2 separate regions of the Homo sapiens genome follow, and region 1 is linked to region 2. Evidence: chromatin contacts called from ENCODE Hi-C or POLR2A ChIA-PET data. All regions are on one chromosome and are shown on one strand. The core of a region is the stretch at or near the end of the contact, and the rest is flanking DNA. Distances in the headings are between cores, read along the strand shown. Region 1 overlaps PHC3 (polyhomeotic homolog 3). Region 2 holds the start of LRRC34 (leucine rich repeat containing 34).

The links. Hi-C counts contacts between places; a loop is a spot of excess contacts on that map. ChIA-PET counts read pairs that join two places held with the same protein, here RNA polymerase II (POLR2A). Pooled maps may share reads with other maps.
Region 1: a loop to region 2 is called in a pooled map, with 4 times the contacts of the local background. The contact joins the enhancer-like site here to the promoter of LRRC34 in region 2. A Hi-C loop is called at or near these places in 3 of 50 pooled maps. POLR2A ChIA-PET finds 5 or more read pairs at or near these places in 4 of 52 experiments (GM12878, T-cell, WTC11 and 1 more).

The regions. Positions count from the first base shown.
Region 1 is chr3:170,153,170-170,158,026 of GRCh38, reverse strand. All of the region lies in intron 4 of PHC3 (polyhomeotic homolog 3), which reads left to right. Among named protein-coding and RNA genes, the nearest start is that of PHC3, 26 kb to the left of the region's middle. Within about 2 kb of position 3,411, at least 4 of the 41 ENCODE cell types and tissues checked have a DNase peak (open chromatin) inside an H3K27ac peak, as active enhancers do; they include GM12878, where a contact is called at or near this core.
Region 2 is chr3:169,811,654-169,816,000 of GRCh38, reverse strand. LRRC34 (leucine rich repeat containing 34) reads left to right here and starts at 3,097. Exons shown (of 11, transcript NM_001172779.2): 1 at 3,097-3,591. The coding sequence starts at 3,453. LRRIQ4 (leucine rich repeats and IQ motif containing 4) reads right to left here and starts at 3,131. Exons shown (of 6, transcript NM_001080460.3): 1 at 2,955-3,131. RefSeq lists enhancers at 1,493-1,542, 1,833-1,932 and a silencer at 3,423-3,722.

The sequences.
Region 1 (4,857 bases), core at 2,162-4,661, 340 kb before region 2:
TTCTTTATTTATTGGTTGTAAATATGATTTTTAATGAGTATATAATGTTCTACCATTTTTAAAAACTACTTTTCTCTTGCTGGTGGTTTTAATTTTTCTGTCTTTTTGCTAATATAAGTAAACCTGCATTGACTATTTTATTATATATATTTGTATATATTTTTAGTTATTATTTTCTTCTTAAAAATTTCCTGAGAGTATATTCAGTGGGTCAGTGAGATTGTTTTTAGATCAAGAACCTTAAAACTGTTCAGTTTTCTCAAAAATGTCCAAATCACATCAGCCACATATCAGAGTCCATTTGATATATTTATACTATATAGGGGATGTAAATTTACCTGAGAGAAAATCATTTGCTTATAATCAGTCATTCTCAGTGTTCTACTGCTAGTGTCCTCATCCTCTATTATCTCATTCAGGGAATTTTTTTAGGCTTCAGAACTCATTGTTTTTAAGGATTCTTTAAAATATAATTTTAAGTGATTGGGTGTAGAAGCCTTTTCCAAAACCTAATACTAGTGTGAGATAAAACTGTAGCCTGAATATTTGTATGGTCACAAGCAGCTTTACTGCATTTTTGTAAAATATTCCAACAGTACAGAAAAAGTAAAAAAGGTATTAAGTTCCCTAAAGCCTCTTTTCCCTTTCAGTCCGTCTGTCTTCTTAGTTGGTTCCATACCCCTCCACATCTTATCCTATGTATTATGGACATATATGTCATAGAGAAGTGTGCATATATGCATTTAGCACTCTTTTTTACACATTGTAAACACAGGTATTCTGCATTTTGTTTTTTTCCCTTAACAGTGTGTCTTGAGATCTTTTTATGTTTGCAGACAGAGATCAATCTCACTTAAGCTGCTGTGTGGGGTTGCACTGTGTGAATGGATTTTATTTTATATAACCATCGCTGTTGCTGGACATTTTAAATTATTTCCAATATGATAATTGTTCTGACATTGCAAGTTTTCTTTCTAGGATGCCAAAATCTGAAAACATTGGGAGACTGTGAGGTTTTTTATGTTTGTTTTATTTTCACCAGCTTGTATTGCAGAAAGTAGAAGTAATGTTTTTCTAAAATAAATAGGATAGGTATTTTATTTCTTTGATTTATTAAAAAACACGTAGTCTCAGCAGGGTACGGTGGCTCACACCTGTAATCCCAGCATTTTGGGAGGCCGAGGTGCGTGGATCACGAGGTCAGGAGTTCAAGACCAGCCTGACCAACATGGTGAAACCCCGTTACTATTAAAAATGCAAAAATTAGCCAGGCATGGTAGCAAGCCCTGTAATCCCAGCTACTCAGGAGGCTGAGGCAGGAGAATCACTTGAACCCAGGAGGCGGAGTTTGCAGTGAGCCAAGATGGCGCCACTGCACTCCAGCCTGGGTGACAGAGTGAGACTCCATCTCAAAAAAAAAACCATGTAGTCTCTTAAAAAGAAAATTCTTCATGGATAGCTATTACTACTTAAAAGTCCGGGTGCGATGGCTCACACCTATAATCCCAACATTTTGGGAGGCCGAGGTGGGTAGATCACTTCAGGTCAGGAGTTCGAGACCTGGCCAACATGGCGAAACTCGTCTCTACTAAGAATACAAAAATTAGCCATGCATGGTAGTGGGCGCTTGTGGTCGCAGATACTCAGGAGGCTGAGGCAGGAGAAGCACTTGAACCCAGGAGGCGGAGGTTGCAGTGAGCGGAGATTGTGCCACTGCATTCCAGTCCGGGCAGCAGAGTGAGACTCTGTCTCAAGAAAAAAAAAAATTCTGCATAGGGCCGGATATGGTGGCTCATGCCTGTAATCCCAGCACTTTGGGAGGCCAAGATGGGAGAATCACTTAAGCCCAGAAGTTTGAGACCAGCCTGAACTACGTAGACCCCATCTCTTTTCTTAATAAAATAAAAATAAAATTTCTATATAGCATTTTACTCTACTGATACTTGAAATACCACATAGCAGTTCCCACTAAATAATGAGGCAATACTATTTATAAGCTGCTTTAACATGATAAAAGCAAATTAATATACTAAGGTAAGCATTAAAGAGAAAAATAGCATTTCCTCTCTGATTCTAAAATTAATATCTACATAGAAAAGTTAAAAACTTTAAAAAAAGTAATCCCGGATTTTACTCCTAGAAGGCATTATATATATACACCTTTAACATTTTGGTGACTGTTCTCACAGGTAGTGGTGCATGGGTGTGTGTGTGTTTCTATATTGAGTCTAGTCATATATCATGTTATGAGTATGTATTATTGTGTGTATATCCAATGCAGTCATTTTTCTTAACTTTTTTTTTTGGAGACAGGGTCTCGCTCTGTCACCCAGGTTGGAGTGCAGTGCTGCAATCTCGGCTCACTGCAACCTCCGCCTCCCAGGCTCAAGTGATCTCCCAGCTCAGCCGCCTGAGTAGCTGGGACCACAGGTGTGCACCACAATGCCTGGCTAATTTTTTGTATTTTTGGTAGATACAGGGTTTCACCATGTTGACCAGGCTGGTCTCGAACTCCTGAGCTCAAGCTATCCACCTGTCTCAGCTTCCCAAAGTGCTGGGATTACTGGCATGAGCCACTATGCCTGGCCATCTTTCTTAACATGTTTTTCACATTTGTGATACATATACACACACAGACATTTGTATGTACCTATATGAATGATACTCTACATGTTGTTTTGCTGCCTTTTTACTCAGCAGTGGACACAAAAATCTTTTAATGCCACTGAATACAGATACATCATTCTTTTAATGTGAAATGTTTCTCTATTTAGGGTATACCTGATTGATTCTGATCAGTGAAACGGTAGAGGCAACTCTCAAATGGACTTTGGCTATGGGTAGTAATCGGTTGGAAACTCCTTTTGAGGACATTAACAGGTAGTTGGGAGTTAAGTGGCTTTTTCTGGCAGACTTGTTTCTTTCTGGTGACTCCTAGAATTAGCGTCAGTGGGGAGACAGCTTGCAGTAATCGGGCTCAGTAAGTGAGTTTCTTTGTGGAGTGTGACTTGAGATATGAAGTGACAGGATTGGTCAGGGTCTTCAGTGAAAGGGAATTAGGAGTGTTGGGATGGAACTGACAGAGAAATTAATGGAAACTGGTAAAGACATCTGGTTTAGGTCAGCAGAGCAACACAGGAAAAAGGAGAGCCTTATCAGTTGTGGAAAGGAAGGACAGTTTTTTAGTTAGGCTAGCTAGGGAGATGGACTTCTTGCAGAGGTGGCTACTGATCTGTTGGCCTTCATGAGTTGGGTGTTATTAGTAGATAGCTGCTTTTGAAATATTACTTGTTATATGGAACTTAAAAGTAAACACAACACTTGTTCTTTGATCTCACAACTTAGAGTAGAATACAGGTGGTTAGGGCGTTGCTAGTTGTCTTCACTTCCTCTTTTCTTTTTTAAGAAAAATAAAAGCATTCTGTTTGTACTTTGTACTATACTTCCTTAAAAAGCATTCTCCAGCTTGTTAGCTATCAGCCAATCATTTTTTAAAGAAGACTTTTATTACATTTTTCTTTAGAGAATGTGTAAATATCCTTACTAAGAGTACATTTCTTTCTTACTGTTTTTTGAAAGAATCACCAACTGAAAAAAAAGTTCTAAGGCATTATTACTGCAGAGTAACCTGAACTAGAGAGCTATCAGGATATTAAAAAAGTACCCCGAATGCCAAAATACATGAGTCAGAAAAACTTGGGTCCAGTTCTTCCCTGTTGGTAATTTAATCTCTGGAGCAAAGCTTAAATATTGCATGAATATGCCTTAAAATATGAAATATGCCTTAAAATAACATGACATTAATTAACTTAATAAGCTTATTGAATGAAGACCTTTCGTAGATACTGGATATATGAAGATGAATAACACATGGCCCCCACCCTTAAAGAAATTATTATTTAGAAGGATGAGATAGAAATATATGCTAAAAGTATATGGACGGTAACAATTAGGCAACAAAGAGGGGGAATAGTCAGTTCTGCTTTGGGATATGGGAATGCCTGAAAAAGCTTATTAGAGCAGGTGATTTTTGAGAAGTTGTTCACTATGTAGCTGCAGATGGGCTGGGACATGGCGGTGGCAAGGATGCTCAATCTAGTCAGGAATATCATCGCCAGTGCCATAGAGGACTGAGATCATGATACTACACATACCTTGCTATGGTAATGGGAAGGTTGTGTGTGGAGGGGGAGGAGATGATGCTAGAGAGGTTGTCAGGGAAGAGGTTTAACTTTATCCAGAAGATTCTTTTTTTTTTTTTTTTGAGACGGAGTCTCTCTCTGTCACCCAGGCTGGAGTGCAGTGGCGCGATCTTGGCTCACTGCAAACTCCGCTTCCCGGGTTCACGCCATTCTCCTGCCTCAGCCTCCCGAGTAGCTGGGACTACAGGCACCCGCCACCACGCCTGGCTATTTTTTTGTATTTTTAGTAGAGATGGGGTTTCACCGTGTTATCCAGGATGGTCTCAATCTCCTGACCTCGTGATCCGCCCGCCTCGGCCTCCCAAAGTGCTGGGATTACAGGCGTGAGCCACCGCGCCCGGCCTCAGAAGATTCTTAAATGGGTAATTAATATTAATAATCAGGGAAAGATTATCTGGCAAGTAGAAGGTGACAAGATTCCAGTAAGAGGTATCAGTTTGCAGATATTAAAGTAATCAAGCCAGAAATGACATGGGCCCAAAGTCTCAAACTAAGTGATGAAAAATCAAAATGGAAATTAGGAGACAAAAAGATGTATTAGAAACAAGATACGTGACTGATTTTGTGTGTGTGGTAAAGGAGAGGGAAGCATCAGGATGACTTCCAGATACTGTGTCTTGGAGAATTTTAGAAAATGCCAGTGCCATTTGAGGAG
Region 2 (4,347 bases), core at 1,848-4,347:
CATGACCAAGTGGCATTCATCTTAGGAATGCAAGGATGGCTCAACATACACAAATCAATCAATGTGATACAACCTATCAACAGAATGAAGGACAAAAACCATATGATCATTTTAATTGATGCTGAAAAAGCATGTGATAAAATTCAACATCACTTCATGATAAAAGCCCTCAATAAACTGGGAGTAGATGGAAGATACCTCAACACGATAAAAACCATATTTGACAGGCCCGTAGGTAGTATCATACTGAATAGGAAATACTGAAAACCTTTTCTCTAAGATCTGGAACAATATAAGGATGCCCACTTTAACCACTATTATTCAGTGTAGCACTGGAAGTCTTAGCTAGAGCAATTAGAGAAGAGAAAGATATAAAGAGCATCCAAACTGGAAAAGAAGAACCCAAATTATCCTTGTTTGCAGATGATATAATCTTATATTTGGAAAATCCTTAAGACTCCACCAAAAAAAATTATTAGAATGGATAAACAAATTCAATAAAGTTGTAGGATACAAAATCAACATATAAAACTCAGTAGCATTTTTATATACCAACAGCAAACAATCAGAAAAAGTAAGAAAATAATCCCATTTACAGTAGCTACAAATAAAATAAAATACCTAAGAACAAACTCAACCAAAGAAGTAAAAGATCTCTACAATGAAAACTATAAAACATTGAAGTAAGAAATTAAAGAGGACACACACACAAAAAAAGGAAAGATATTTTATGTTCTTGGATTAGAATAATAATTATTGTTAAAATGTCCATTTTATCCAAAGCAATTTACAGATTATATACAATTCCTATCAAAATACCAAAGACCTTCTTCACAGAAATAGAAAAAATAATCCTAAAATTTGTATGAAACCACAAAAGATCCAGCATAGCCAAAGCTAACCTGAGCAAAAAGAACAAAACTGGAGGAATCACATTACCTAAATTAAAATTATATTGCAGAGCTAAAGTAGCCAAACTAGCATGGTACTGGCATAAAAATAGATACATAGACCAATGGAACAGAATAGAGAACCCAGATATAAATCCATCATCTACAGTGAACTCGTTTTTGACAAAGGTATCAGTAACATATATTGGGGAAAAGATAGTTTCTTCAATAACGGTTCTGGGAAAACTGGATATCCATATGCAGAAGAATGAAACTACACCCCTATCTCTTGCCACATACAAAAATCAAATCAAAATGGATTAAAGGGCCAGGCATAGTGCCTCACGCCTGTAATCCCAGCACTTTGGGCGGCAGAGGCAGGTAGATCACTTGAGGTCAGGAGTTTGAGACCAGCCTGGCCAACATGGTGAAACCCTGTCTCTACTAAAAATACAAAATTAGCTGGGCGTAGTGGGGGGCGCCTGTAATCCCGGCTATTCTGGAGGCTGAGGTGGGAGAATTGCTTGAAGCTCGGAGGCAGAGGTTGCAGTGAGCCAAGATCAGGCCACTGCACTTCAGCCTGGACCACAGAGCGAGACTCTGTCTCAAAAAACAAACAAACAAACAAACACCCCAAGACCCTAGTAGGCACAGACACAAGCGGCTGGATGTTGAGAGGAACACACCGGCGGAGGAGCACACAGGTGGCTGGACATTGAGAGGAACAGAGGAGCAGAAGAGCACACCGACAGGCACCAGCGGACGCTGCCAGGTCACCGACAAGCAGCACGATGTGTAGACCGAGGGGAATTTGGCCAGGGCAGTCAGTGGAGAGTCTGGCTGCTGAGCGGCCGGACTCCAGGGGAAAACCACCTTTCCACTCCATTCCCTTTCTGGCTCCCCATCCATCTGTTGAGAGCCACTTCCACCAATCAATAAAACCTTGCACTCATTCTCCAAGCCCACTGTGTGATCCGATTTTTCCGGTACACCAAGGCCAGAACCCCAGGAAACAGAAAGCCCTCTGTCCTTGCGGTAAGACAGAGGGTCTAACTGAGCTGATTGACGCAAGCCGCCTATACACAGCAAAACTGAAAGAGCACCCTGTAACACACGCCTACTGGGGCTTTGCTTCAGCAGCTGTAAGCATTCACCCCTAGACGCTGCGGTGAGTTCGGAGCCCACGTGCCCCACAACCTGCCCGTCTGCATGCTCCCCCTAGAGGTTTGAGCAGCGGAGCACCAAAGAAGCAAGCCACACCCCCATTGTTACCGGTAGAAGGTGTCCAGGTTCTTGGCGTCTTGAACAAAGAATTGGACAAAACGCACAAAGCAAGGAAGGAATGAAGGGATTTACTGAAAATGAAAGTATACTCCACAGTGTGGGAGTGGGCCGAGCACAGGGGCTCAAAGACCCCGTTACAAATTTTTTGGGAGTTTAAATATCCCTTAGAGGATTCCATTGGTTACTTAGAGTACGCCCTGTGTAAATGAAGAGGATGAAGTAAGGTTACAAAGTCGTTTATGGTGTACACCCTATGGAGAGGATATTTCCTGTTATAGCCGAAGTGCGAATCGGCCTTATGTTCCCTACCTCCAGACCCTATTTTCCTGCCTCACCATCGCATGCCCTGCAAGGGGGATAAGGAAACTATTACCATTTCAGTATCAAGGAAATGAAACTTACCAGATCGTCACATCTGGACAATGAGACACCAGATCCCTCACCCACCATGATTCCCTAAACGACCACCTGATTCCTGTTGACCAACTCCTCTTCCTTACCCCTCCCTAATTCCTGATTTCCTGCAAGTAGTCACATTTCTTTCTTGCTATGTAAACCCTTGATTCTAGTTGGTTGGGGAGACAGATTTGAGACTGATCTCCTCGGCTGCAGCACCAGATTAAAGCCTTCCTCCCTGGCAATTCTCATTGTTTCAGTGATTGGCATTCTGTGCCAGGAGCAGCTGGATCTAGACGGAACCCCTGGCCTTTTAGTAACACATGTGGATCTGGCCCTGCCCGCCTCCCCGCTGTCTGTACTGATCTGAGTACATTCAAGTACCTGCGCATGCCCAGAACGCACCAAGCATTCTGTCCTCTGGCAGCCTCCTTCGGACCATCCAGATGTCACCTCCTTCAGGAAGCCCTCCCTGGTGGCCCCGCCCTTTGGGAGCACAAAACCCTTTATGCTCCCAAAGCCCAACGCCTTTATCATGTGCTGATGCTACTCTGCTTCTTCGCTGGCCCGGCAGGCCGGTGCACACTTTGTAGGAGCGGGCTTTGTCATAATCTTCTTTGTAGCCCCAGCCCTAGCTCAGCAGCGGAGCCCCTCAAACCTCGGGAACTCCTCCCTGCAAAGGAGCCAGGACGCCCTCCCTCAGGCTGCCTTTAACCAGGGCAGGGTGACAAAGGACCTCCACAGAGTAGGCGGTCACTGCCTTAGCAGTGAGGCCTCAGGGCCCGGGCAGGCACAGCCAGCGGGACTCGAAGCAGGCTGGCGCCGAGGCTCGTGTAGCCGCCTCACAGCTGCAGGCGGACTGTAAGTGCGCGCGCGGTCGCCATGGCAGCGCAGCCGCCGCGGCCAGTGGGTGAGAGGAGCATGGGGAGCTCCCGGGAGGCCGCCCGTGCGCCGGCCAGGTCCCCGGCTTGGGCCTCCACTCAGGCCAGTACTCCGGGCGCGGCCCTGGCGGTCCAGCGCGGTAAGAAGTAGGGAGCACGTCTGCGCGGCCTGGCCCAGACAAAACGCGCGAGGGGCGCCGGGGTCGCACGGCAGGAGTCCTCCCAGCAGCCCGCCAGCCCAAGGCGTCGAGGCGGGAGGGGGGCCCCTGGGAACCCCAGCTGTGGCCAGAGGTTTGGGGCGCCCAGAAACGAGGGCAGGAGAAGAGTCCCCGGTCGCCCTTTGCGACCGGGGGCAGGAGAGGAGTCCACGGAGAGGAGTTCCCGTGGGTCCGCCCTTTGCGCGATAGGTTGTGCAGATGGTGTCTGTCGCCGTGCTCTCAGGGTCTCCGGGAGGGGGTGGCGGGGGGGCTCTTCTCAGCCCCCTTTTTGTGAAAGTCCCAGAGAGCAGGTCACAGGGGGGCATGAGGGTCTTGATACTGTTTCTGACTTTGCACCTCTGTACTATCTCCGTTTTAAATATTTCTGCGCCCATGATTAGCAAGTTAAGCACCTACCCTGAACGGCCACCCCCTACCCGCCATTTCCGTTTTATATGCTGGTTTTAAAGTCTGTTTGTGGATACGGAACTGTGTTCGGAGGCTGGCTTAATAATACTGCATCCAGGAGATGGGCAGTGTTAGGCTCTGCCTTTAGCATGAGAGGAAATTTAAGCTGGCATAACAACTTGTTCAAATGTACACACTGCGGATTCTGGATAGGGCACCCACGTTCTGACTCATGCTTATCGCTTAGATTTCCCAGTGCTTGGCTAAGTATAGAAAAGCATGTTTTGGAGG